2 separate regions of the Mus musculus genome follow, and region 1 is linked to region 2. The links are chromatin contacts, found by Hi-C or POLR2A ChIA-PET in ENCODE. All regions are on one chromosome and are shown on one strand. The core of a region is the stretch at or near the end of the contact, and the rest is flanking DNA. Distances in the headings are between cores, read along the strand shown.

Region 1 (2,700 bases), core at 10-2,509, 130 kb after region 2:
GAGGACATCTCAAGTCAGGATCCTCCAGGCCCTTGCCCAACTTTCTCCCTTGCCAAGGGGAAAGCTGACCAATCTCCGGGAAGGAAAGCGAGACACCCCCCCCCCAAACACACACCCCCCACCTCCAAAGGCAGGCACAAATCCAAGTTTTCCTTTGGTAGGAGCAAGGAATTTGGGAGGCTGGGAGGTCCCACCAGGCCGCAATCTCCCAAAGGCGAGAAGTTAAAAGAACTTTACTTTCATCCCGTTACTGGCCAAAAGCAGTCTCATACTAGGCCGCCACAGGGGAGTTTGACTCTGCAAACAAGTTCGGCCCAGGATCAGCTCAGGCAGGAGGCCCCATCCCCCACACCACGGAAAGCCCAGGGGCGCATCCCGCCGGGCCCGACGCCCACCGGTCCCGGCACGGCCGGACTGACACTTACGGTGCGCGCTCCACCAGGAGACAGGGGTCCGTTGGAGAGGTACGGGCTGCTCAGGTCTGGAATCATCAGGAAGGGGTACCCAGGATACGCAGGTCCCTTAAAAAAAGCGCCATCCTGGGGCCTTCTCACTGCGGACAAAACCAAAGTGGAGTGAGGTCAGGGGTCCCCCAGACAGAGTAGCTATCTGGAGCTCGGGGCGGGAATCTGGAACCCGAGCACCCCTCGAGTGAGCCCCAGAGTGGCTGCTGCAGCGATGGGAGGAGAGCAGGGGTTCCGCCACCCGGACCGTGGAGACCCGTACGGCCAATCGCTGATGGCTGGAGAGTGGAGACTGACGGAGAAGGCACTTACCTTCGGCGAAATAGTCGCGCGGCTTCTGGAAAGCGTCCCGGGCGGGCTGCGGGCGCCTCTCCGCCTGTGGAGGAGACACAAAGGCGAGGGCGGGTGAGCGGGAGCGGGACCCGGGTCCCCCAGAGGCTGACCCTAGGAATCCCTTTACCTCGGAGTCCGAGCTACTGCTCTGATTCTCCGATTCGTTGACCAGGGACGACTTGACCTCATCCAGATCCCTCTGCGCCGAAGCGCTGTCGCTGCTCGGCTCTTGCTCTTCGCCCCCCTCGTCCTGGAAGGGGATCAGCTCGTCGTTCGCTCCGAGGTCGTCCCCTCCACTGGTTGCCCCGGCTCCGGAGCCACCGCCTCCCCCGCCGGCGCCGCCACCGCGGCCACCACCGAGCTGGGGCATGGTGGGGCCACGGGCCGGGGCCGCTGCGCTCGGAGCCCCGCGCCCTGCCTGGCCCGGCCCGGCGCCCCTCCCTCCCTCTCGCTGGCCCGGCTCCGATCGTTTGGCCGCTGCGGCGACAAAGTTTTGACAGGGCGTGGCTCTGTGGGAAGCGGGCCCAGCACCGCCCAGCCGGGGCAAGAGACACTCGGCTCCGAATCGTCCCGCAGCACGGAACCTAGGACTCCCAACTAGCCGCCGCCACCGCCGCTGCCTTCTCGGCCCGGGCGTCCCAGCGCCTGGCCCGCCGGGGAGGGGCGATGGGGAAGGAGGGAGGGACCGCCCGGCGGGGCAGGGGGGCCGGAGGGAGGAGCCCCGGCTGCAAGCTGACACCCGCGCCTCTCGGAACCAGGCGAACTGCAGCGCGCGCACGCACACTCGTATTCACACTCGCGTCCTGCTCGCTTGCACCTTCCGGGGCCTACAACTACCCTCCTCGTGCGACCACCCTACCCCTCGAACTTATCCAGATCCCCTCCAGTGAACTCCATGGCTACCCTGGGAAGTCCTTTCTCGCACCCTCCCTCTAAGAGTCTGGCCCGCACTCCTTCACATCCCCTAACTTTCTTTGCAAACAAGCCCCAGAACTCCGCGCGGGTTCCCACTCCGCTCCCACCGCACTGGCAGGCAGCACTGCCCCCTGCGGGACAGCCGAGGACTCGCAGATCCGCCGAGCACAACCACTCAGCCTGCCGAGTACAGGATCCCATCAGCCCTTCTACTCAGCCAGATTTTGTGACACTTTGAAACAAGTTGAGCGGTCTTACATTCCCTTTCCTATGGTATTCCAACGCATTCCTGTCCCCAAACTGTGTTTTTGATCACTTCCTCTTAGTAAGGAACTACTGCAACCTTGAAGATCACGCTTTCTCTCTAAAGCTGGAGAAGAGGTGTGAAATTCAATACTCACTGTCTTGGATTCAGACGGGATTTTAACTGTATTGATTTTAAGAAGAAATTATCACCCAGAACTCCCAAAGCTGATTAGGAAGCTGCCGTGATAGCCCACAAGCACCATAAGCAAATTACCTAACTAGCTTCATAGGTAAAAAACAGACTTGAGAGAGTATCTGGGCGCTAACAAGATGGCTCAGCAGGTACTTACCGTCAAGCCCCATGTCTTCAGTTCCCTGTCCGGTACCCACATGGTGGAAGTAGAGAACAGACACTCGTCCTCTAGCTTCTACGTGTGGACCATGCCATGTGCACTCATTCCCTCACAAGTTAGGTATCATTTAAAAGATGGAGATGGTAGAGCGTGTATTTAGCATTCATGAGGTCCTGTGTTCAATCCTCGGGACTAGATAGACTCATATATCCTCAGTCAGCTGGGGATGGGGGAAGTAACGCCACTTGGAGCCATCCTCCATGGGGACATTGGTGACAACATAAATTTTAAAATCAGTCTAGAACGTCAGTATGAGCATATTTTTTAAATGTTTTAAACACAACTGAAAGCCAGGTATGGTGACCTGTGCTTTTAATCCCAAAACCTGA
Region 2 (2,707 bases), core at 49-2,548:
CCTCCCCAGATTGGGGTAGGGGTGGGGGGAAACTACTTAAATTTCTGAAATCACTTTAGAGAGCAATGAAAGAAAAAGAAAACATTTTATTTTGACTCTTACTTGCGTCCCTAATTTTCTTTATAAAGCGAGTGGCTCTAAGCGTTTGCATCAATGCACTGGACAGCACTAAATCCCAAACACAACCTCTTTGTTCCACCTCACTGTCGATGAAGGCCATGTTCCTTCCTGAGGCTGCTGGATAGGCGAATCCTCCGAAATAAATTCAATTTGCAAGTCCATAGGGATCTATAATAAGCTACTTCTGGACTTAATACAATAGATAATTTTCTGTGGAAAAGTTCTTTTTAAAAAAATCATACTTTGGGGGCTGGAGAGATGGTTCAGCAGATAGACAGCGTTCTGCTTTTCCGGAGGACGTGCGCTCAGATATCACCACACACTTCAGGCAGCTCACAACCACCTAAACTCCAATGCCAGGGCATCTGACCCTTACTCCTGGACACTGGGATGGCCGGATGGACAGACAGGCAGGCAGGCACACACACACACACACACACACACACACACAAACACACACACAGGGTAGGGAGGAAGAGATACATATTCATGCATGAATAAAACATGAGTCTTAAAAAAATAAACAGATTCTTTTACTGCTTTAAAACCAGCAACAACAAAAAGGCTGGATTGTTGTGGCTGGCACACGCCTTTAATCCCAGCACTTGGGAGGCAGAGGCAGGTGGATTTCTGAGTTCCAGGCCAGCCTGGACTATAGAGCAACAGGACAGCTAGAGCTGCATACAGAAACCCTGTCTTTAAAAACCAAGTTCTTCCCCCCCCCCCCTTTTCATTCAGACCAAGGTTTAGCCAACGAATATTTTGGAAGCTCTGGTGCACACTCCACCTTGTCCCAAGCGACTTCTAGCTGTTCGTATCTCTGTTCCAAAGAATCCGGTTGTTTCTCCTACCAGAAGTTGAGCTAAGGTTTGATTTAGAAAGCTAGCTCTCCAGTGGATCCGCAGAGCACCAGGGTCTCGGGCTCCATCCAACATCTCTGTTCTCAGTCACCTCCCATATAAACCAGGGGTGCTTAGCTCTATCAATCTAAAGACAAGGCCTGGCCCAGAAGGTCTCCTAGAGGAGGAAAAACAAGCACAAAACCAAAGCAGATGCAGACGTTCCTCTAAAAACAAAGGCCCCATCAAGGTGCTCAGCAAAGCAGGTGTCCCAGCTGACACCACTAACAAAGGGTGGATCTGGGAGGAACCTTATTTCTCGGGACCTGTCCTCACCGACAGAGATCAACCACCTCGATGGTGTGGCAGTCACAACAGAGAGGACCAAGTGGCTGCTGGACACTTAAGAAAATTAGGAAGTGGATTTGTGAGACGGCCCGGCAGTTAAAACTATCTGCCGCCAAGTCCCGATGACTTTAGATCTCAGGAATCTGCCTGGTAGAGGGATGGAAATGACTCCCACAAGTTGTCCTTTGACCTCCATGTACCCCTCTCCAGTGAATAAACATTTAAACATATATAGATAGATAGAAAGTGACATCACTGTTTTCCCTCAGCTACTAAGATGCTGAAGTAGGTCAGTTGAGCCTAGAGGCTCCAGCACAGCCTGTGTGACGTAGCAAGTTCCTGTCTGAGTGGAGAAGGGACTGCACATGGACTCATCAATTTTAGTTATCTTTATTTACGAGCAAAACCAGGGCTAGAGTGAGCCGATCTTGGAAGCTCTAACAGCTCAAGTGTTTTCTGGGGGAGACGTCCCACTTGGTGGGTGCTCTAATCAAAACCCTTACTACTGCTTTCTACGCACCAGAGTCTGTTGTGTAGCATTTGTGGTATCTGTGGTGTGAATAGTCCCACCACAGTTGGTTTTGAGGTACTATGGTGAGTCACTGTGAGAGGTGGGAAGAGACACTCACAGTTGGCCTGGTACCAACTGGCTGGCCACACACCACTGATGCTAGGCAGGAGTGGAGGGGGTGGGGGTGGGGATTTTTAGCCTGTCCTGACTTGTTAGGATTATTGGCTCTATTCCTAGATGGCTGGAAAGCGGTATATGCTGTGATTGGTGGATGTGGGCCTGAGGTCAGACTGGAGACCTGGACATGCAGCCTTGCACATCTTTCTGGCAGCTCCATGCTCCTTCTCAAAGGAGCAGGGGAAACTCTGTCCTCTGAACACCGGGCATGGACAGCCTGATGGCATAGACCATGGGAACACTTGGCGCAAAGCCCTAGGCTTAAGATGAAAAGGCCAGTCGGGTGTGGTGGCACACGGTACGGAGGGCACAAAGAACTCAAGTTCAGAGGCAGATCGTGAGATCCTGTTTCCCAAAGGAATGAATAACTGAACCCACCAAAGCCAATGCTGAGCCTGATCTTATGCCCTCACTGAGTAGCCTGCAGGTCTCTGGGTTAAACTGCCTTCGCCTGGCCTTGACCTTGGGCTGCTGGACCTGAGCAATTTCTGCACTCAGTGCCTGATCATGAAAAGAGATGGAGAAAGTGCACATGGGCCTGACCCCACTCTTGCCCTATGGCTGACACCTCTCACACCAGCTCTCCCTGTGGCCCACACTTGGTCACCCTCGCCCACAGCACATCTTTTTCCCAGTTGAGGCCAGCTGCCTCAGCCCTCTGGGTGTAGAGCCCATGTTCTGGCTCCGGCCCTTAACCTTCAGCTCTGTTCCC

Evidence for each region. A loop is a pair of places that touch in the nucleus more often than their neighbours do. ChIA-PET counts read pairs that join two places held with the same protein, here RNA polymerase II (POLR2A).
Region 1: a loop to region 2 is called in a map of v-Abl transformed pro-B cells, with 2.5 times the contacts of the local background. The contact joins the promoter of Tcf7l1 here to the enhancer-like site in region 2. A Hi-C loop is called at or near these places in 19 of 37 maps with a recorded cell type or tissue (Patski, T-helper 17 cell, adrenal gland and 5 more). POLR2A ChIA-PET finds 5 or more read pairs at or near these places in 4 of 5 experiments (Patski and embryonic stem cell).

The regions. Positions count from the first base shown.
Region 1 is chr6:72,787,786-72,790,485 of GRCm38, forward strand. It overlaps Tcf7l1 (transcription factor 7 like 1 (T cell specific, HMG box)), which reads right to left and starts at 1,260. Exons shown (of 12, transcript NM_009332.3): 1 at 925-1,260; 2 at 777-840; 3 at 426-553. The coding sequence starts at 1,167.
Region 2 is chr6:72,658,316-72,661,022 of GRCm38, forward strand. The region is part of intron 3 of Tcf7l1 (transcription factor 7 like 1 (T cell specific, HMG box)); the gene reads right to left. The region is part of intron 1 of Gm31391 (a long non-coding RNA gene); the gene reads left to right. Among named protein-coding and RNA genes, the nearest start is that of Gm31391, 4.4 kb to the left of the region's middle. Within about 2 kb of position 1,299, at least 1 of the 3 ENCODE cell types and tissues checked has a DNase peak (open chromatin) inside an H3K27ac peak, as active enhancers do; it is heart, where a contact is called at or near this core.